2 separate regions of the Homo sapiens genome follow, and region 1 is linked to region 2. Evidence: read pairs that join two places in POLR2A ChIA-PET (ENCODE). Cell type or tissue: Panc1. All regions are shown on one strand. Each heading gives the region's core, and the rest is flanking DNA. Links, peaks and the distances in the headings are about the cores only.

What was found. Peaks named below come from ENCODE experiments on the same cell type or tissue, not always from the same donor. Only the 100,000 strongest peaks of a DNase experiment are listed, where the experiment ranks them.
Region 1: POLR2A ChIA-PET joins it to region 2 with 12 read pairs; 4 of 35 experiments call an interaction of 5 or more read pairs at or near these places.

The regions. Positions count from the first base shown.
Region 1 is chr19:18,238,797-18,249,850 of GRCh38, forward strand. It overlaps a transcript of PDE4C not described here. Among named protein-coding and RNA genes, the nearest start is that of CIST1, 11 kb to the right of the region's middle. RefSeq lists an enhancer at 9,545-10,448. In Panc1, for the core only: no CTCF peak of the experiment used is centred there; no DNase peak of the experiment used is centred there.
Region 2 is chr19:18,114,756-18,125,809 of GRCh38, forward strand. MAST3 (microtubule associated serine/threonine kinase 3) reads left to right here. Exons shown (of 28, transcript NM_001393504.1): 4 at 6,930-7,018; 5 at 7,098-7,167; 6 at 7,918-7,996; 7 at 8,462-8,619; 8 at 8,825-8,900; 9 at 9,184-9,393; 10 at 9,510-9,611; 11 at 9,887-10,019. Among named protein-coding and RNA genes, the nearest start is that of MAST3, 23 kb to the left of the region's middle. RefSeq lists a silencer at 2,954-3,413 and enhancers at 3,146-4,017, 3,504-3,553, 7,405-8,604. In Panc1, for the core only: no CTCF peak of the experiment used is centred there; no DNase peak of the experiment used is centred there; H3K4me3 peaks cover 1,589 bases; H3K27ac peaks cover 1,445 bases.

The sequences.
Region 1 (11,054 bases), core at 2,758-10,757, 130 kb after region 2:
CCTGGCCAACATAGGGAAACCCCATCTCTACTAAAAATACGAAAATTAGCCAGGTGTGGTGGCACACGCCTGTAGTCCCAGCTACTCAGGAGGCTGAGGCAGGAGAATCACTTGAACCCGGGAGGCGGAGGCTGCAGTGAGTGGAGACCACACCACTGCACTCCAGCCTGGGTGACAGAGCAAGACCCTGTCTCAAAAAAAAAAAAAAAGTAAAACAATAAAACATGCAGTAAATAAGCAAATGAATAATAACGATAGTACTAATGGCTAACATTTTCTGCACAATCACCCTGTATAAATGCCGTTCCAATAGTACATGGATGGGCTCATGAAGGTATAATGAAGCCATTTAGCACCATTATTTCCATTTAACAAAGGAGGAAATGAAGGCTCAGAGGTTAAGTAACTAGAGCCCAAGGTTGCAATTCATAAATAAAAGCAATTCTGAGCTTCAGTGCCGAGTTCCTTGAAGGAAGGACTGAATGGGAGAAACTAAATGAGATGCTGTTTCCAAGCAGGCTCTGGGTAAATGCTGGATACATTTTAAGAACAGGCAGAATCAGTCTGAACGGATGCGTTGGGAGTGTGAGCTCTTCAGCGCAACAGATCTGGGTTCAATCCAGGCCACGTGGTCCAGGGCAAGCGGCCTCAGTTTGCCCATCTGGGAAATGGAGGCGAAAGGGGTACGGATCCCTCAGAGGTGTTGATGATAAAACAATGGGACCCACGTGCGCCAGACACAGGCTGTGTGCTGTCCGCGGTGCTGACCCCAGAATGGGGCACAAAACTGGAACTCACAGCTTTGGGGTAAGGCGATCAGTGAAGACAAATGTGGAGATGGGAGAGGTGGGGTTCAAAGAGATGGCCCAGTCTTCCCCTACTGTCCTCCTGAGCCTCACCAATGAGCCTATCTCCACCACCAGACTGAGCATTAAAACTGGGAAACTGGCCAGGCGCGGTGGCTCACGCCTGTAATCCCAGCACTTTGGGAGGCTGAGGCAGGCGGATCGCTTAGGGTCAGGAGTTTGAGACCAGCCTGACCAACATGGCAAAACCCTGTCTCTACTAAAAATACAAAAATTAGCCGAGCATGGCGCTTTGCACCTGTAATCCCAGCTACTTGGGACGCTGAGGAAGCAGAATTGCTTGAACCCAGGGGGTAGAGGTTGCAGTGGAAAGATCTGGGCAACAGATCTGGGCAACAGCACTCAGGCTGGAGTGCAATGGTGTGGTCTCTGCTCACTGCAACCTCTGCCTCCTGGGTTCAAGTGATTCTCCTGCCTCAGCCTCCCGAGTAGCTGGGACTACAGACACATAGTCCCCATCTCAAAAAATAAAAAAGTAAAAATAAAAATAAAAAAGCTGGGAAACTGCCAGGCATGGTGGCTCATGTCTGTAGTCCCAGCACTTTGGGAGGTTGAGGCCAAAAGTGAGTTCAAAACCAGCCTGGGCACCCCGTCGCTACAAAACATTTTATAAATTAGCCAGGTGTGGTGGTACATGTGCCTGTAGTTTCAGCTCCCAAGGAGGCTGAGGCAGGAGGATTGTTTGAGCCCAGGAGGTTGAGACTGCAGTGAGCTATGATTGTGCCACTGCTCTTCAGCCCGGCTTACAGAGGGAAACTCTGTCAAAAAAAAAAAAAAAAACGGGGCTGGGCACGGTGGCTCATGCCTATAATCCCAGCACTTTGGGAAGCCGAGGTGGATGGATCACAAGATCAAGAGATCGAGACCAGCCCGGCCAACATGCTGAAACCCCATCTGTACTGAAAATACAAAAAAGTTAGCTGTGCCTGGTGGTGCGCACCTGTAGTCCCAGCTACTCAGCAGGCTGAGGCAGGAGAATCGCTTGAACCTGGGAGGCAGAGGTTGCAGTGAGCCGAGATCATGCCACTGCACTCCAGCCTGGCAACAGAGCGAGACTACGTCTCAAAAAAAAATGGGGAAACTGAGGTCCAAGACCATGCTGCTAATCAGGACCAGAGCCAGGGCAAAGTGGGGTGGGAGGAAGAGGGTGCGGAGAACGGATGTGAGTTGAACTTGAACTTCTGTGTGTGTAAGGGATGCAACATAGCTCATTTCCTTGCCTATGAGTGGAGGGCCCTCTGACTCGTGTTGTGGAGGAAGACATCAAAGCTTGGAGAGAAAATGACCTGCTTGCTGGGAGTCACACAGCTGGGGGCTTGAGCCACGCTCAGATCTCATCCTTCTAGGACTGTTCCCCGCATTTGAGCACAACTTGTCCCCACCCTTTCCCAGGGGCACCTGAAATTTAAGGCAGAAATGCAAGTGCTCTACAAGAGGCCTCCCTCGGGAGAGTTCCTGGTAGCTGGGAGGGTGTGTCGGGAATGAAGAGGGTGGGGTGTGTGGGGACAGTTAGCATCTCCCAGATGGGAGGCCCCTGAGATGTCAGCTGCTCATTTTCTTTTTTCTTTTCTTTCTTTCTTTTTTCTTCTCTTGTTTTTTTTTTTTTTTTTTTTTTTTTTTTTGAGATGGAGTCTCGCTCTGTCGCCCAGGCTGGAGTGCAGTGGCGCGATCTCGGCTCACTGCAAGCTCCGCCTCCTAGTTTCACACCATTCTCCGGCCTCAGCTTCCCAAGTAGCCGGGATTACAGGCACCCGCCACCATGCCCGGCTAATTTTTTTGTATTTTTAGTAGAGACGGGGTCTCACCGTGTTAGCTGGGATGGTCTCGATCTCCTGACCTCATGATCTGCCCGCCTCGGCCTCCCAAAGTGCTGGGATTACAGGCGTGAGCCACCGCGCCCGGCCAAGACAGGGTCTTTCTCTGTCACCCAGGCTGGAGCGTGCAGTGGTGCAGTCTTAACTCACTGCAGCCTCGACCTCCTAAGCTCAAGGATCCTCCCACCACAGCCTCCCAGGTAGCTGAGACTACAGTCACACACCACAACTCCCAGCTAATTTTTGTATTTTTTGTAGAGACAGGATCTCACTATGCTGCCCAGGCTGGTCTTGAAATCCTGGGCTCAAGCGATCCACAAACCTCAGCCTCCCAAAGTGCTGGGATTCCAGGCTTGAGCCATGGCGCTGGGCTTGTCTGCCCATTTTCCTGCTGGGAAAACAAGGTTCCAGATGGGAGAACTCCCTGCACACATTCCTATTTGTTCACGTATTCATTGAACAAATGCAAAAAAATAATTCACCTCGTGTTAGGAAGAAAAGAAAACTGGACAAGGGTCTGGGAATGAGGGAGTGGATCACATTGCTGGGGTGAGTTAGGGAATTTTCTGAGGAGGTGGCTTTGAGCCGAGGCCTGAAAGAGGAGAAAGAGCTGGCCAGGAGAAAGATAGGGGAACAGCATACCAGGCAGAAGGAACAGCACCTGCGAAGGCCCGGAGGTGGCAACAAGTTGGTAGGTTTAAGAAATGGGAATTGGTAAGCCAGGCACTGTGGCTCACGCCTGTAATCCCAGCACTTTGGGAGGCCGAGGCAGGCAGATCACCTGAGGTCAGTAATTCAAGACCAGCCTGGCCAACATAGTGAAACCCTTGTCTCTATAAAAATACAAAAATTACCTGGGTGTGGTGTTGTGTGCCTGTAAGCCCAGCTACTCGGTAGGCTGAGGGAAGATAATTGTTTATGCCCGAGAGGCGGAGGCTGCAGTAAGCCGAGGTTGCACTGTTGCACTCTGGCCTGGGCAACAAAGGGAGACTCCATCTCAAAAAAAAAAAAAAAAAAAAAAAAAGCCAGGCACAGTGGCTCACACCTGTAATCCCAGCATTTTGGGAGGCTGAGGTGGGCAGATTGCCTGAGTTCAGGAGTTCAAGACCAACCTGGCCAGCATGGTGACACCCTGTCTCTACTAAAAATACAAAAAAAAATAGCCAGGCATGGTGGCATGGGGCAGTAATCCCAGCTACTTGGGAGGCTGACGTAAGGGAATTGCTTGAACCAGGGAGGTGGAGGTTTCAGTGAGCCAAGATCGCACCACTGCACTCTAGCCTGGGCCACAGAGCAAGACTTTCACCTCAAAAAAAAAAAAAAAAAAGGGAATTGGGAGCCAAGGGCCAGGGTGGAGGGAAGTTCATTGCTTCAGGGGCTGGGTGAGGACTTAGGATTTGATTCTGGGAGAATGTTGAGGTTTTGAGGAATGTGATCTACTTGGGGATCACAGGAAGCCTGCTGTGGCCAATTTGGAGAGCAGGGCCTATCCCTGGGGCAGAGGCTAGAGCAGTGGCCAGGTGATATGGACCAGAGCGGGGCCTGTGAGTGGATCTGAGATATGTTTTGGGGGCTGAAAGACAGGCCATAGCCACGGGGTGTGAGAAAGAGAAGATTCAAGGGTGACTGGTGACTTTTTTTTTCTTTCGAGACAGAGTTTCGCTCTTGTTGCCCAGGCTGTAGTGTAATGGCACAGTCTCACTGCAACCTGCAACCTCTGCCTCCCATTTTCAAGCAATTCTCCTGCCTCAGCCTCCCGAGTAGCTGGGATTACAGGTGCCCACCACCATGCCCAATTAATTGTATTTTTTAGTAGAGACAGGATTTCACCATGTTGGCCAGGCTGGTCTCGAACTCCTGACCTCACGGGATCCACCCACCTAGGCCTCCCAAATTGCTAAGATTACAGGCGTGAGCCACCACATCCGGTGGTGACTGGTGATTATTAAGCATGATTACTTGTTTTTCAGAAAGCCAGGAGTCACACAGTTACCTGGGGAATGGGGCTGCCATTACTTGCATGGGGAAAATTGGGGGAAGCACCAGGCTTTGGGTGGGTTCCAATTTCGCTGGAGCATCACATGAGTCCCAGATGGAGCCAGCAGAGGCAGCTGAATGTTTGGATCTGGAATTATGGGGGACCTGGCTCAACTGAAGGTGAAACAGACCTAACAGGTCTGGGGGCAGTTGCCAGCATCTGGCTGTTGGTCAGATGCGGGGGTGCTCCCAAGAGCCCTGATTCCTGGGACCCAGCCAGCTATCCCTCCCCCATCTGGAGTGGAATGGGGTAAGGATGGGGCTCCCAGGGACTAGGGATGGGGTATAGTGGGGTGTCCTCTGGTCTCAGCTGCAGCACACATCAACCTACCACTCCTGATTTTTTATCTTTTATTTTTGAGACAAAGTCTCACTCTGTTGCCCAGGCTGGAGTGCAGTGGTGCCATCTCGGCTCACTCCAACCTCCAACTCCCTGTTTCATGTGATTCTCCCACCTCAGCCTCCTGAGTAGCTGGGATTACAGGCGCCCACCACGATGCCAGGCTAATCTTTTTTTTTATTTTTTATTTTTTTATTTTTAGTAGAGACAGGGTTTCACCCTGTTGGCCAGGCTGGTCTCTAACTCCTGGCCTCAAGTAATCCACCCACCTCGGCCTAAAGTGCTAGGATTACAGGCATGAACTGCTGCACCTGGCCCTGCTACTCCTGATTAATTGCCCTCTTCATTAAGAAGCTGGGATGGGGATGGAGGGCCTGATGGGAGGCTCCTGGGTGGGGAAGGCCTTCGTAGGAGACCCTGAGCTACCTCCCCTTTTTGTTTTGTTTTGTTTTTTTTTTTGAGACGACGTCTCACTCTGTCACCCAGGCTGGAGTGCAGTGGCGCAGTCACAGCTCACTGCAGCCTCGGCCCCCTGGGATAAAGCAATCCTCCCACCTCAGCCTCCCAAAGTTCTGAGATTACAGGCGACCGCGACCACACCTAGCTGAGAGCTCCCTTTTGTTGTTGTTGGGTTTTGTTGTTGTTGTTGTTGTTGTTTGTTTTGGTTTGTTTTTTGAGACAGGGCCTTCCCTCTTGTCACCCAGGCTGGAGTGCAATGACGCGATCTTGGCTCACCGCAACCTCCGCCTCCTGGGTTCAAGCGATCCTTCTGCCTCAGCCTCCCGAGTAGCTGGGATTACAGTCATGCACCACCACACCCAGGTAATTTTGTATTGTTAGTAGAGACGGGGTTTCTCCATGTCGATCAGGCTGGTCTCAAACTCACAACCTCAGGTGATCCACCTGCCTTGGCCTCCCACACTGCTAGGATTACAGGCATGAGCCACAGTGACCAGCTTTTTTTTTTTCTTTTTCTTTCTTTCTTTTTTTATTTTCTGTTGAGATGGAGTCTCACTCCTTCACCCAGGCTGAAGTGCAGTGGCGCGATATTGTCTCACTGCAACCTCTGCCTCCCAGGTTCAGGTGATCTTCCTGCCTCAGCATGCCGAGTAGCTGGGACTGCAGGCGCGTGCCACCATGCACTGCTAATTTTTTGTATTTGTAGTAGAGACAGGGTTTCACCATGTTGGCCAGGATGGTCTCGATCTCTTGACCTCATGATCCGCCAGTTGTGGCCTCCCAAAGTGCTGGGATTACAAGCATGAGCCACTGTGCCTAGCCTGTTGTTGGTTTTTTGTTTGTTTGTTTGTTTGTTTGTTTGTTTGTTTGAGACAGAGTCGCACTCTGTTGCCCAGGCTGGAGTGCAGTGGCACAATCTCGGCTCACTGCAACCTCCACCTCCTGGGTTCAAGCAATTCTCCTGCCTCAGCCTCCCAGGTAGCTAGGATTACAGGTGCCTGTCACAACACCCAGCTTATTTTTTGTATTTTTAGTAGAGACAGGGTTTCTCCAGGTTGGCGAGGCTGGTCTCAAACTCCTGTCCTCAAGTGATCCACCTGCCTCAGCCTCCCAAAGTGCTGGGATTACATGTGTGAGCCACCGTGCCTGGCCTCTTTGCTGTTCCTTAAACCTGCCTCGGGGCCTTTGCATGTGCTGTGCCATCTGCCGGGGACACCCTTCCCCCGGCTGTTAAAATGGCCAGCTGCTTGTTTCCATCCATACTTCAGCTAAAATGTCAACTTCCCGGAGAAGGCCCTCCTGCCCAGCTCGAGCAGTCTCATGAGCACTCACCCAACCCCACATTTTCTCTTTTTTCTTGCCTTAACATCTGTCTCATGAGCCCTGTCATTTTGGGGCCTGTCACTGCAGTTCTGTGTCCTACACACTCAGCATGTGGCTTGGCACACAGCGGGTGCCCATGTGCAGGTGAAATGACTGATGCTGTGAGCTGAGTGTGGGAGAGGTCATCAGAAGGTCCTTTATTTATTTATTATTATCATTATTTTTTGAGACGGAGTCTCGCTCTGTTGTCCAGGCTGGAGTGCAGTGGCGCAATCTCAGCTCACTACAAACTTCACCTCCCAGGTTCAAACGATTCTACTGCCTCAGCCTCCCGAGTAGGTGGGATTACAGGCACCTGCCACCATGCCCAGCTAATTTTTTTTTTTTTTTTTTGAGACAGAGTCTTACTCTGTCATCCAGGCTGGAGTGCAGTGCAGTGGTGTGATCTTGGCTCACTGCAACCCCTGCCTTCCGGGTTCAAGCGATCCTCCTGCCTCAGCCTCCCAAGTAGCTGGGATTACAGGTGCCCGCCACCACACCAGGCTAATTTTTTTTTTTTTTTTTTTGAGATGGAGTCTCGCTCTGTCACCCAGCCTGGAGTGCAGTGGCATGATCACGGTTCACTGCAGCCTCGACCTCCCGTGCTCAAGCAGTCCTCCTACCTTAGCCTCCCAAGTAGCTGGGACTACAGGCGTACACCACCATGACTGGCTATTTTTTTTTTTTTAATAGAGATAGGGTCTTACTGTGTTACCCAGGATGGTCTTGAACTCCTCGGCTCAAGCGATCCACCTGCCTCGGCCTCCCAAAGCGCTGAGATTACAGGCGTGAGCCACCGCGCCCAGACTACCCTTTTCCTTTCCTCTTCCTGCAGATGGCTGGAGTGTGGATAAATAAACATTAAGGCATATGCAGCTACGCCTGCCCTAGGAGACCCGAGGCTCACCCTGAGCACCCTCATTCCACACAAAGTTAGCCCAGTTTTTTAACACACAAAAACGCTGAGTTCTGGCCAGGTATGGTGGTTCATGCCTGTAATCCCAGCACTTTGGGAGGCTGAGGCAGGTGGGTCACTTAAGATCAGGGGTTCAAGACCAGCCTGGCCAACATGGAGAAACCCGTCTCTACTAAAAATACAAAAATCAGCCGGGCGTCAAGGCTTGTGCCTGTAACTCCAGCTGCTCGGGAAGCTGAGGGAGGAGAATCACTTAAACCCGGGAAGCAGAGATGGCAGAGAGCAAAAATCACATCACTGCACTCCAGCCTGGGCGACAGAGTGAGACCCTGTCTAAAAAACAAAACAAAACAACAACAGAAACCACTGAGTCCTAGAGAGGTTACCAGCCACTCAGGTGATGGGCCTGGGATTTGAATCCAGCCCCCGCAGGGTTTTCCTCTTGGCTCAGTTTCCCAGAATGGGGGCACTGGCTGTGATCTGAAGTTGTGACCTCATGACCCACTGCTCAGGCCCGGGGGCAGCCAGGTCCCCTTTTCTTGGGTGAGTCAAAACCTTGTGTCCAGGCACAAGGGATCTCCTGCTCCCAAAAGCAGTGGCCACAGCCCTGGGCTGGACAGTTGGATCAGGTCCCCAATTCCCTGGTGGCCTCTCTGGGCCTCAGTGGGCCCCTGTGAGCTGGTCCCCGAGCAGCTCTAAGTGTTTCTTTTTTTTTTGGTGGTGGGGACAGAGTCTCACTCTGTCTCCCAGGCTGGAGTGCAGTGGCGTGATCTCAACTCACTGCAACCTCCGCCTCCCAGGTTCAAGCAATTCTCCTGCCTCAGCCTCCAAGTAGCTGGACTACAGGCATGAGCCACCATGCCCAGCTAAGTTTTTTGTGTGTCTAGTAGAGACGGGGTTTCTCCATGTTGGCCAGGTTGGTCTTGAACTCCTGACCTCAAGTGATCCGCCTGCTTCGCCCTCCCAAAGTGCTAGGATTGCAGGCGTGAGCCACCGCGCCTGGCCAGCTCTGGGTATTTCTCAGTAGAGGGTCTCTGGGATCTCCCCACCATGGCCTGGGCCACCCCCACCCCCTACTCACTTCACTCAGCAGGAAGGAGAGTGTTGTCCTGCTGTGCCTCATGCTGCTGGCATCTGTGGCCCTGCAGAAATGGTTCTGAGACCTCCAGACCACTGGGAGCCCAGGTACGGCCCTGTGGGACACCCCCTAGACAGAAGCTCACTCCCACACTCTCTGCACCCTCCCTTGAACCCCAAGGAACTAAATCAAGGTGGCATGGACCACACCACAGGCACCAGTGTGAGACACCCGCCCGGACCTTGCAGCGGTCCCCATCCAGGGACAGCAGCCAGGTGCCCAAAGCCCCTCCCCACACCTGTCCAGGTTCAGCAGCCTGGGTGGGGGCATCAGGACTGGCGAAACAAGGTCTCCTGGCCCCAGACACATGGGAGACCCATTCAGCTCCCAGAGTGGCTCTGATGGTTTCAGGGGGATTACGAGACCCCAGCACCTCTCCTGAGACGCCCCCAAGCTCAAGAATAAGCTTGCTCCAGGAGGCCCAGGCATGTCTGGCACTTACCACCACTGCGGAGTCCTGCCTGGGTCCCATGACCTGCTGGCTAGTGAGGGAAGGAGGGGAGAAAATGACCTGACCAAGAGGGAGGCCCAGGGCTCCCTCAACACCCACTCAGCGGAGCCCCTTAACTGTCTGGGCACCAGGCCAGGACATAATCCACACACTTTCCTTGGGTGAGGCTCCCAGTGGGTGGAGGGCAGAGTGTCCAAGAGGGCCTGAGGGGACGAGAGAGTGGCCAAGAGGGTGGCCGGGCATGGAGGGGGAGGGGCGGGGAGGGCAGAGGAAGGAGGGGGGAAGGAGGGAAGGGAGGCGTAGGAGTGAGGAGGCTGGGTGAGAGGTGTTAAGATTAATTGTTCATGTGTTTGCATATGATAGAGTGAGAGAGAGGGCGCGAAGGAAGATGGTGGTAGGGGACCAGCAGCTCTGGGAAGGGGGGGATTTTATCAACTCAGGGTCTAGGATATCTGCTTCCAAGCAGAGCCCATGGGGTGTGGCCTAAGGAGCTTGGGGGCTCCAGGAAAGTTGCCCGCTGTGCTGTGCCGCCCCGGGTAGATCAAAGACCCTCTCTGGTCATTGGCTGGGCGCGGTGGCTCACGCCTGTAATCCCAGCACTTTGGGAGGCGGAGGCGGGTGGATCACGAGATCAGGAGATCGAGACCATCCTGGCCAACATGGTGAAGCCCCATCTCTACTAAAAATACAAAAAAATTAGCTGAGTGTGGTGGCAGGTGCCTGTAATCCCAGCTACTTGGGAGGCTGAAGCAGGAGAATCGTTTGAACCCAGGAGGCAGAGGTTGCAGTGAGCTGAGATCGTGTCACTGCACTCCAGTGTGGGCAACAAGAGCGAAACTCCATCTTATTAAAAAAAAAAAAAAAAGAATGGCTTGAACCCAGGAGTCAGAGGCTGCAGTGAGCCAAGACTGCACTACTGCACTCCAGCCTAGGTGACAGAGGGAGACTGTCTCAAAAAAGAAAAAAAGAGAGAGAGATGGGGTTTTGCCATTTTGCCCAATTTGGTCTCAAACTACCAAGCTCAAGCAATTCACCCACCTCAGCTTCTCAAAGTGCTGAGATTACAGTGGTAAGCCACCATGCCCGGCACCCCCAGTTTTGTTTGTTTGTTTTGAGACAGGGTCTCACTCTGTCACCCAGACTAGAGTGCAGTGGTGCAATCTCAGCTTACCGCAACCTCTGACTCCCAGGCTCAACCAATTCTCCTGCCTCAGCCTCCCTAATAGCTGGGATTACAGGCACACACCACCACGCCTGGCTAATTTTTGTATTTTTAGTAAAGATGGGGTTTCACCATGTTGACCAGGCTGGTCTTGAACTCCTGACCTCAAATGATCCACCCACCTTTGCCTTCCAAAGTGCTGGGATTACAGGTGTAAGCCACTACGCCTGGCCCTATTTTTTTTTTTTTTGAGATGGAGTCTTGCTCTGTTGCCCAGGCTGGAGTACAATGGGGCGATCTCAGCTCACTGCAACCTCCGCCTCCCTGGTTCAAGCGATTCTCTGCCTCAGCCTCCTGAGTAGCTGGGATTACAGGCACCTGCCACCACGCTCAGCTAATTTTTGTATTTTTAGTACAGACAGAGTTTCGCCATGTTAGCCAGGCTGGTCTCAAACTCCTAAGCTCAGGAGATCTGCCCGCCTTGGCCTCCCAAAGTGCTGGGATTACAG
Region 2 (11,054 bases), core at 940-8,939:
AGGCAAAGTGGCTGTTCCAGGCAGCAACAGCATCGTCAGAGACACTTTCCTTCTGGAGCCTCAAATCCCAAGGGCAGGAAGAATGTGGATTTTCTACCTAGGGCACTAGGAGCCATAGAGTGTGGTGCTGGGAGCGGCACAGATATATGGGCAGGTGGGAAGCGCTGGGGTAGTCCCACTAAAAAGGGACCGTTGAACGGGGGTGTCTGTATATCTACCTGAGACTTTGGCATTTACAGTCACAGCACATGCAGGGAGAGTCAAATGCCAATGTCACAGAGTTTGTCAGGGACAGGGCTAGGATATGACCCCTGGGAGAGGGATTCACCCAGGAATGCAGTTTTGTTTTGCTGTGAGAGCAATAGGGAGCCATGGAGGGTTTGTGAGCAGGGGGAAGGGCATGATCTGGGGAGCAGTGGGCCGACACCAGAGATCAGTGGCTCAGCCAGCCTTTCATGGAAGGCCTTCACCGTGGCAGCAGGCCCTCTGGATTGTCAGCTGCAGCCCTGTTTTGCAGAGGGGGAAACTGAGGACAAATGAGCATGGGAGAAGGTTCTCTCCCTGCTACAGATGTCAGGGCAGTGGGTGTATGTAATAGGGGGTGTGTAGGTGTTACTGGGTGTAGCTGTGGCTGGGGACGAGGGGGCAGCGCCTTTACCGAGTGTGTGCAAAGGTGTGTCCCCGTGCATATGGGGTGGCTCAGCACGTAGTGACAGCAAGTGGAGACTGTGGCCCCATCCCCACTTGGGTCCCCAGACTCAAGAGAATCTGCACCCCGCATGAGGCTTGGGCTGCATACCTGGGGGTCATAGGTGACCACTCCCATACTCATCACCATCTCTGGTGGTCTCAAAACCACCATCTCCCCTGGTCTCAAAACAAGTCCCAAATCCACCCACTTTTCTCCACAGCTTCAATATTCCCCTCCCAGACACCGTCCCAGACCCTTACTGGCCTCCTGCTACCTTCATTCCTGTCCCCCAGCAGTCTGCTCCCCATAGCAGACACAAGGGGGTTTACAAACGTAGTCCACATCATACCCTTTCTCTGCTCAAGCACCCTCCATGGCTCCCCATTGCTCCTACAATACAATTGCACTCCTCCCTGCAGCCCACAAGGCTTATGTGGTCAGCCCCGCTGGCATTTTGCCCTCAGTGCTGCCTCAGAGAGTTGTGCCCTTTGCCTGGGACACGCTTTCTGCATAGCCAGCTCCTTCCTCCTCCATTTCTGGCTGGCTGCAGCATTACCTCCTCTGAGAGGCCTCCTGGCTAAAGTCGCCCCTTGCAGTGTTCTCTCCTTTCTCTTCCCTTCTCAGCCTTGGTATTTGAAATTATCTTTTTTTTTTTTTTTTTTTTTGAGACGGAGTCTCGCTCTATCACCCAGGCTGGAGTGCATTGGTGTGATCTCGGCCCACTGCAACCTCCACCTCCCGGGTACAAGTGATTCTACCACCTCAGCCTCCAGAGCAGCTGGGAATACAGGCATGCACCACCATGCCCAGCTATTTCTTTTGTACTTTTATTTCTTTTATTTTTTATTTTTTTTTATTTTTTTGAGACAGAGTTTCGCTCTTGTTGCCCAGGATGGAGTGCAATGGTGCTATCTCAGCTCACTGCAACCTCCGCCTCCTGGGTTCAAGCGATTCTCCTGCCTCAGCCTCCCAAGTAGTTGGGATTATAGGGACGTGCCACCACGCCCAGCTAATTTTGTATTTTTTTTAGTAGAGACTGGGTTTCACCTTGTTGGCCAGGCTGGTCTCAAACTCCTGACCTCAGGTGATCCGCCCGCTTCGGCCTCCCAAAGTGCTGGGATTACAGGCGTGAGCCACCACGCCCAGCCGAAATTATCTTGCTCATTGAATTGTTTCCTGTTGGCTGGGCAAGGTGGCTCACGCCTGTAATCCCGGCACTTTGGGAGGCCAAGGCGGGAGGATCACCTGAGGTCAGGAGTTTGAGACGAGCCTGGCCAACATGGTGAAACTCCGTCTCTACTAAAAATACAAAAAAATTAGCTGGGCGTGGTGGTGCAACACCTGTAATCCCAGCTTCTCGGGAGGCTGAGACAGGAGAATCGTTTGAACCCAGGAGGCGGAGGCTGCAGTAAGCTGAGACTGCGCCATTGCATTCCAGCCTGGGCAACGAGAGCGAAACTCTGTCTCAAAAAAAAAAAATTTGTCTCTTTAGCTATGAAGCCTGGGCCCCAGCATTGGGCCTGGACTGGGTCCCAAAGTGTCCTGTGGCCCAGGAAGGGGCATCCCTCATGATGACACTGCCCCTGACTTGCCTGGGCTGTCATGACAGGAGGAAGCATTAATTCAGTCCTTACGGTGGGAGACACTTCTGCTTCCATAGTGAACACATATTGTACCCTCAGCCCTGTTCCAGGCTCTGTGTCTCAGATTTTATTCTGTTTTCAGTATGGGGGATGTTACGCATGGGGAAACAGAGGCCTGGAAGTTAGCCTGATGCTATCGTTTATAGAGATAAATTATATATAGATATGGAACATATACCAGGTGCCCTTGGAAGCGCCCCCTTACATCTGATTTGTGTAATTCTCATGTCAGTTCAGTTTTCCTCCAATTTCACAGTTGAGGAGACTGAGGCTGGAGTTCAATCAGGTGGCTGCTTCCTAACTGAGGCAGGGCTGATGGCCTTTCCCGCCACACACAGACAGAGCATGTCAGACGCCCCGACTCAATTTGCCAAACACACCCTCTATGCCAGTCCGGTGCTGGGAGCTGCTGGGACCCTAAGGAGCCCCCAGCCTGGGGAAGACATAGCCGGACAGACAGGAAAGCGGGTTTTTCAGAGGAGAGGACGCAGTTTTGCCAGGCTAGATTCCAAGCAGTGGGGCCAGGGTGGGCGTGGTAGCATGAGCCGGCCAGGACGCTGGGGTGGGTCTTGGGTGCCGCACTGAGAAGGGGTCAGTGCTCTGGGAGAGAGGAAAAAGATGGAGGGAGCGATTAGATTTACATTTTAGCAGAAAGGAGCCAAAATGCCTGCCCCTAGCTCGAGGTTAAGGTGCTGCCAACGCCCCGCCCCCGCCGCCCGCGGTCGTAGCAACGCCCGGCCTCAGCCGCCCGCGGCCCTAGCAACGCTCCGCCTCTCCGCCCGCGGCCATGGCAGCGCCCCGCCCACTCGCCGGCACGCGGGTCCGCCGGCCTCGCTTCCGCGTCGCTCGCTCCGCCTCCCGACAGGCCCCGCCCCCAACGGCCCCGCCCCCGCACTCGCCTGGGCGGAGTTCCAGTCGCGCTCGGGGGCGCGCGCTTCCTTCTCGCCGCCCCCCCATCCCCGCAGCCCCGTGCGCCCCCCTCCCTGTCCGGCTCCGCGGGGCTCCTGGGGCCGATCCCACCGCCGAGGCCTCCCTTCCCGGCCTCGGGCGGCTGCGGCGGCACAAAGGGAAGCAGCATGTCCGACCCCAGCTACTGGACGGCGGTGGCGGCTCCCGGCCATCGGAGCCGCCTGGCAAAAGGCGCGCTGCTGCAGCGCTCCAAGAGGTAGGGGGCACGGCGCCGGCGAAGGCTCGGCGGCCAGCCGAGCAAACAGGAGTTGCCAGAAGTGTGTCCTGGCCGCGTGGCGCGGACCACGGCGAGCGTCTGTCTGTGGCAGCAGTGGGAAGGGGGGAGGACGCCTGTGGATCGAGGTGTCCCCTGGGGTCCCTGGCACCCTCCTTTCGCCCCTCGTTCCCTGGACTGGGGTGTCTGTCCGCCAGCGTCGCAGCTGGGGTGGTGACAGACAGGAGTGAGTTGAGATTGAGCTAGGATTTGAACCCGGGTGTCCAGGGCTGGGCAGAACCAGGGAGGAACTTCTTGGAAAAACTGAGGCTGATCTGCCGCTGGGGGTCCATTCAGCAGAAATGTTGGCTCAGAAGCAAATATTTACTGCACGAGGCTGGCATTTGGGTGGGGTGTCAGGAGTCCAGATAGTTGGGGTTAACCCCCGCCAAAGCCTCACCGCTCTTGGAGTCTCAGTTTCCCCTTTTGAAAAGCAGAGAGGATAAGTGAGGGCTGTGGATTCTACCAGACCTGGGTTCAAATTTCGACTCAGCCACTACCAGGCTGTGTGACCTCAAGTAGCTCCTTAACCTCTCTGTGCTTGGGTTTCTCATTGGTGCTGGACTGGGGCAAAGTCTGGGCGGTGGGACCAGCTACCGAAAGACCTTGAATGCTGAGTCCAGGGCTTAAACTTACCTCCAAGATCGTGGGGAGCATTGGAGGGGGAATATGGGTGCCAGAGGGATGAGGTGCAGGAGGCTGGCTTCAGGCCCCTGCTTTCTGCCACATTCTCTCTGTTGTGTCCTGGGTACCAAGAGAGGATCGTTCTCAAATGGCAACTTCTCGAGGTCCTGGATCTCCTCCAGGAAGAGTTGAACAAACAGTCGGCCCTGCATAGATGCTTGGGAAGTGAACAGATGATGCTTAGTTCTCCTTTGAGGCCTCACATTTGGCCGTGTTTTCAAGAAGACCTCGCCCAAGAACAGGAGGGAGGGCAACGAAGTGTTTTTCCCAAATGCTTTTGGAAGCAGCAAGTGATACAGCAGGATCGGGGAGGGAGGGTGCTGGTGGTGCAGTGTGGGGGCGAGGAACCAGGTGAGGGGCTGGGAGAGGATGTGGAGACAGCCAGGTGAGCGTGCATTGAGGGGTTGGCAGGAAGTTTTGCAGAAACCTGTGGGTTTCACTTTTGCTTCTGCAGCTCAGGCTGGGAGACAATCACTGTGACTGTTGACATCTGTGGCTTCAGTTTCCCAGTCTGGAAAATGGGCTCAGCTGGTCATTCCCAACTCTGGGGCTTGTTGGAATTGGCAGATGTTGGGGATGTAATTCACTCAGGAGGCACTGGCTGCCCTCCCGGCGTGAGCCAGGCCCTGTGAGCATTGTCTAGGCAAAGACAACAGTGTATGTACCCGAGTCCGACCCAAAGCTGAGCACTGGATGTGGTAGGTTTCATCCTTCAAGGTAGAGATGAGGAAACAGGCTCAAGGGGCAGCCACATGTGGAGACGTAGACAGGCTGGGCCTCTTCTCCCTGCCCACCTTGTCACCTGTGTCCTTTGATGATCATACGCTTGTTCTCCCATGGATTGACCTGCTCCGAGCATTCTGCCTGGGACCCCATTTCTGCACCTCGGAGGCCCCGAGACTTCATCTCTCCCTCCCCGCGAGATTCTCCCGCCGCTGAGCTGCGTTGGCGGCTTGGGGTGTGTGGGCTGATGCTCTTGTGGAGCAGAGCTGTTGCTGGGCAACTGCTCTGGTGGGGCGGGGGACGGTGTCGCTCCCAACTTCCTTCTGTCAAGGTGTGGGCTGAGGCCAGGGCCCAGGTGGGAGAAGAAGCCAGGCAGGGTGTGAGAGACCTGGGCCAGGGATCTGGTGGCCAGAAGGGAACTGGGATGGAAAGAGGAAAACGTGGGCAAAAGTTCAGCAGAAGAGGCAGGACTGTGAAAGAGGTTGCATTTAGGGTTTCTAGTTGGGTCACATTGGCATTTTAGGGGCATCTTGAGAAGAAGGAGGGTTGTCAAGAGATGGGAGCAGGGGCTTCAAGAGGGGTATATAGAATGGGGTGTCTCAGCCCATATCTGGGCTCCAGGGTGTGTTTGGTTCACCTGATTTGCTGGTGCTGCTGGCAGTAGCCATGGTACAGGGAAAAGTGTGGGGGTGGGACTGTGACACAGAACCCTGAAAAGCTGGTCCAGGGGCTCCTGGCCATATGTAGTGTCCTCCATCAGGCTAGAAGCACTTCATGCCATTGCTGTTAATAACAACACTGCCAATAGTTTGTGTTGGTTTTTGTTATTGTTTTTCAGATGAAGTTTCACTCGTGTCGCCCAGGCTGGAATGCAATGGCACTATCTCAGCCCACTGCAACCTCCGCCTCCTGGGTTCAAGTGATTCTCTGCCCCAGCCTCCTGAGTAGCTGGGATTATAAGCATGCACTACCACACCTGGCTAATTTTTGGTTTTTTTGTTTTGTTTTGTTTTGTTTTGTTTTTTGAGACGGAGTTTCACTCTTGTTGCCCAGGCTGGAGTGTAACGGCACGATCTCACCACAACCTCCACCTCCTGGGTTCAAGCGATTCTCCTGCCTCAGCCTACCAAGTAGCTGGGATTACAGGCATGCATCACCACGCCCAGCTAATTTTGTATTTTTAGTACAGAAAGGGTTCCTCCCTGTTGGTCAGGCTGGTCTCAAACTCCTGATCTCAGGTGATCTACCCACCTCGGCCTCCCAAAGTACTGGGATTACAGGTGTGAGTCACCATGCCCGACCTAATTTTTGTGTTTTTAGTAGAGACGGGTTTCACCATGTTTACCAGGATGGTCTCAAACTCCTGACCTCAGGTGATCCGCATGCCTCGGCCTCCCAAAGTGCTGGGATTACAGGGATGAGCCACTGTGCCCAGCCTTGTTTTTGTTTTTTTAAGAGAGAGGGCCTTGTGCTGTCACCTAGGCTGGAGTGCTGTGGCACCATCATGGCTCACGGCAGCCTTGACCTCCTGAGGCTCAAGCGATCCTCTTGCCTCAGCCTTCTGAGTAGCTGGGACTACAGGCGTGCACCACCACACCCAGCTAATTTTTAAATTTTGTATAGAGACGGGGTCTTGCTATGTTGCCCAGGCTGGTCTTGAACTCCTGGCTTCAGAGGATCCTCCCACCTTGGCCTTCCAAAGCACTGGGGTTACTGGCGTGAGCCACCATGCCTGGCCAGCAGTAGTGTCAATAATAAGGAATGTTAGTTGAGGGGTGATTCCCTCCTGGGCCTTGAAGACCTGGCTAAGGGCCATGGGGGAACCCAGCTGGGGGCAGAGTGGGAGTGGCCATGTCCAACATCCCATCCTTCTCCAGAACGGGCTGCGAGTGTGATTTAGGCTGGGCAGGTGGCTTAGCGCGGGGCCCTGGGCAGCCACCTACCCTGTCCCCTTTTCCCCCCACAGCTGCCGCAGCGGGAACCGCAAGAGCTTGGTGGTAGGAACGCCCTCCCCGACCCTCTCCCGGCCCCTGTCGCCATTGTCGGTCCCAACGGGTGAGTGTGGGAGCAGCCAGCGGGTGCTGTGTCCTGCCTCTGCCCCGCTGACTCAGTTTCCCCGCCTCCTCCTCAGCAGGCAGCAGCCCCTTGGATAGTCCTCGGAATTTCTCGGCTGCCTCTGCCCTAAATTTCCCCTTTGCCCGGAGGTGAGTGATTGCCGGCTTTGGGAGACAGTGCGGGCACCACGGGCAAGGGTTGGGCAGGGGCACGTGCTCGGTGGCTAGACCTGGCTCCTCATTCATTTCATTCACCTTTTCCCCTCCCCTGGCCCGTCTGGTGGTGGTCTCCCCCTCTGGCTCCCATTCCCGGCAAATGCATGCCATCTTGCAGCCACATCCCACGCATGGACAGGTAATTTCAACCAGCCCAGGGGGTGGGGGGTCATGGGGGGATATAGCCCTAAGAATCATTAACTCACTAAAGAAATCATTCATTCATTCACTTAACAAGAGCTGATTGAGCACCTGTCATGTGCCAGACGCTTGCATTTCATTTATTTATTCATACAACAACATTCATTAAGCACCCACTGTGTGTATGCTCTGTGCTGCGGGCTGAGGGCATGGTCGCAAATGGGCAGCTGGCCCTGAGCCCCTGGGGAGTCCTCCGTTTGGTGGGGGGTGGTCAATGTGTGCCCCAGAAGCTACAGCTCAGAGGTTGAAGCTTTGACAGGGGACACAGTGGCAGCTGGACTCACGGGGGGGCTTCCTGGAAGAGGTACCTAAAGAGAGAGAGCATGCAGTGGACTTGGTCAGCCTGTGTCTCTGTTCTTGGTTATTTTCAGGAGATCCTTCCTACAACAGGGCCAGAATATGCTGGCCACAGTGTCTGTTCTTAGTCCCCACAAACCACAGGGGCCAGGCCTTCCTTCCATCTGTTCTTGTTCCCCTCTCCAGGGCAGACGGCAGAAGATGGTCCCTCGCGTCTCTCCCATCTTCCGGCTATGGAACCAACACACCCAGCTCCACCCTCTCGGTACCCATAGCCCCACCTTGGCAGGTGGACAGGCAGATGCCGGGTTGTGGGGGGACACATCTTTGTGTGTTTTTTTCAAGGTGTTGGATAGTTGTGCAGTCAGCAAACATACTAGTTACTTCCTCCATGCACGCCCCATTCTGGGAAATGCAGGGTCCCCTGAGAAGACCCAGCCTTGGCCCCAAAATAGTCCCTGGTTGGGGAGATACAGATATCCTCAGCCTATGGGGTCAGGGCCTGACCAGAGGGGGACTTGGGGCTGCCCAGGGGTACAGGCAGAGAGGACTTCCTGGAGGAGAGGGCATCAGAGCTAGGGTTTTGAGGGATGCATAGGAGCTAGGCAGGAGAAAGGATGTTACCTTCTGATGGCCAGCAGGCAGCCTGGGCCTTGAGGGGTGGTGCTGGGTTCCTGGCCACAGCACTGACGGTGAACTCATGGCTCTGATCCCCACCACTCTCTACCAGTCAAGCTCATCCTCCCGGGAACGTCTCCACCAGCTTCCCTTCCAGCCGACGCCGGACGAGCTGCACTTCCTGTCCAAGCACTTCCGCAGCTCAGAGAATGTGCTTGATGAGGAAGGCGGCCGGTCACCCCGCCTCCGACCCCGCTCTCGCAGTCTCAGGTGGGCCGCGACCTCTGGCCCCAGCCCCGGCCCCTCCCTGGGCTGGTGTGGAGGCCCAAGTTGTGGCTCCTCCTTCACCCCAGCCCTGACCCTGCCTGAGCCTAGCCTCTGATTCTTGTCCCTCAACCCTGGCTCAGATCCCCCAACATCCTCCCCTGGGGTTGGTCTCAGGTCCCATATCACAAGCCAGCTGTCTTCCTTTCAGCCCGGGCCGTGCAACGGGGACCTTCGACAATGAGATTGTCATGATGAATCACGTGTACCGGGAGAGGTTCCCCAAGGTGGGCAGCGCCTGGCGGCTGGACCAGCCCCTGCACTTCTTTCCACATTGCTGTCCCTCCATGGAACTCTGTCTTCCTGGCTATGTCCCCTTTGCCAGTCTGTTCATTTCTGTCTTTCCTTCCCCTTCCGTTGAAAGATGTCGTTCCTCCTGCACCAGCCCTCCCACCCGATCGCCCCATTGCCCCATCTCCTCTCTCCCCAACCATGCCTCTCCTGCCCCATTCTGCGTGTGTCACTCCAGCCCCGCCCTCTGACCAGGTCGCCCCGTCTCGCCCCACCCAGGCCACAGCACAGATGGAGGGCCGTCTGCAGGAGTTCCTGACGGCCTACGCGCCCGGCGCCCGGCTGGCGCTGGCTGATGGCGTCTTGGGCTTCATCCACCACCAGATCGTCGAGCTGGCCCGAGACTGCTTGGCCAAGTCTGGCGAGAACCTCGTCACCTCCCGCTACTTCCTAGAGATGCAGGAGAAGCTGGAGCGGCTTCTGCAGGATGTGCGTGGTTTTTCGCATGTTGAGGTTTTGCATGCAGTGGGACGTGGAGTGAGGGGGGTCCCCAGGCCAGACGGTGCTGAGGACCTGTGGGTGATGCCACGACCCACCTCCCCCAGGCCCATGAGCGTTCGGACAGTGAGGAGGTCAGCTTCATCGTCCAGCTTGTCCGGAAACTGCTGATCATCATCTCACGGCCAGCTCGGCTGCTGGAGTGTCTGGTAAGTTTCTCTTTCTACGGCCAGCTTGGGGTCCAGGCAGAACTGAGATTGGGACCACAACAGTCCTGCCAAGATACAGGTGACAGTTCCCATCGTGTAGGGCTTTGAGAGGAACACAGGGTGCTATTGGGCTAGCGTGGGCTTCCCTAAGGAGGCAGCGGGAGTGGAGACCCAGTGGGTGAGCTGGGAAGGGTGCTCCAGGCAGAGGGAACAGCATGTGCAGAGGCCTGCAGGTGGAACCAAGCCCTGGGTGACCAGCCCTCCTGTGCCCCTAGGAGTTTGACCCTGAGGAATTTTACCACCTGCTGGAGGCGGCTGAGGGCCATGCGCGGGAGGGCCAAGGCATTAAGACTGACCTTCCACAGTACATCATTGGGCAGCTGGGCCTGGCCAAGGACCCCCTGGAGGGTAAGCCGGGATGGGAAGAGGAAACCAAGGCTGGGAAAGGCCGGATGGAGGCCAGGCACGGTGGCTCACACCTTTAATACCAGCACTTTGGGAAGCTAAGGCGGGCAGATCACTTGAGGCCAGGAGTTCGAGACCAGCCTGGCCAACATGGTGGAAACCCCCCCCCTACTAAAAATACAAAAATTAGCTAAGTGTGGTGGCGCATGCCTGTAATCCCAGCTACTCAGGAGGCTGAGGCACAAGAATTGCTTGAACTCAGGAGATGGAGGTTGCAGTGAGCTGAGATCGCGCCACTGCACTCCAACCTGGGCGACAGAGCGAGACCCTGTCTCAAAAAAACAAAAAAAGAAAGGGCAGATGAAGCCAGGATTCAAACCCAGGCCCATCCGATTCCAGAACCACCGCACTGTTCTTTGTCTCTCTGTGGCCTTGCTCTTAGGTCACCTGTGGGAATTATGCTGAGACCCTCTGATCTTTTGGGGCCCAGGGGCCTCAGTGTCCTCAAATGCCACGTTAAGATGGTCAGGAAGCCTGGGGACCAGTGTTAGCAGTGGCCTTCCCTTTGTCCTGCAAATTCACAAATGACTTTACCAATTTCTGTGGCCTTTACTGTGGCCCAGAAAGTGAACTTGGAGTCAAACAGGACAACCCGTAGGTAAGAAGACGGTCAAAAACTCCCACAGCCGGCCGGGTGCGGTGGCTCACGCCTGTAATCCCAGCACTTTTGGGAGGCCGAGGTGGGTGGATCACAAGGTCAGGAGTTCAAGACCAGCCAGGACAACATGGTGAAACCCCATCTCTACTAAAGATACAAAAATTAGCCGGGTGTGGTGGCGTGTGCCTGTAATCCCAGCTACTCGGGAGGCTGAGGCAGGAGAATCATTTGAACCCTGGAGGCGGAGGTTGCAGTGAGCCGAGATCACACCACTTCATTCCAGCCTGGGCAACAGGGCAAGACTCTGTCTCAAAAAAAAAAACAAACAACTCCCACAGCCAGCCAGGTGCAGTGGCTCACGCCTGTAATCCCATAATCCC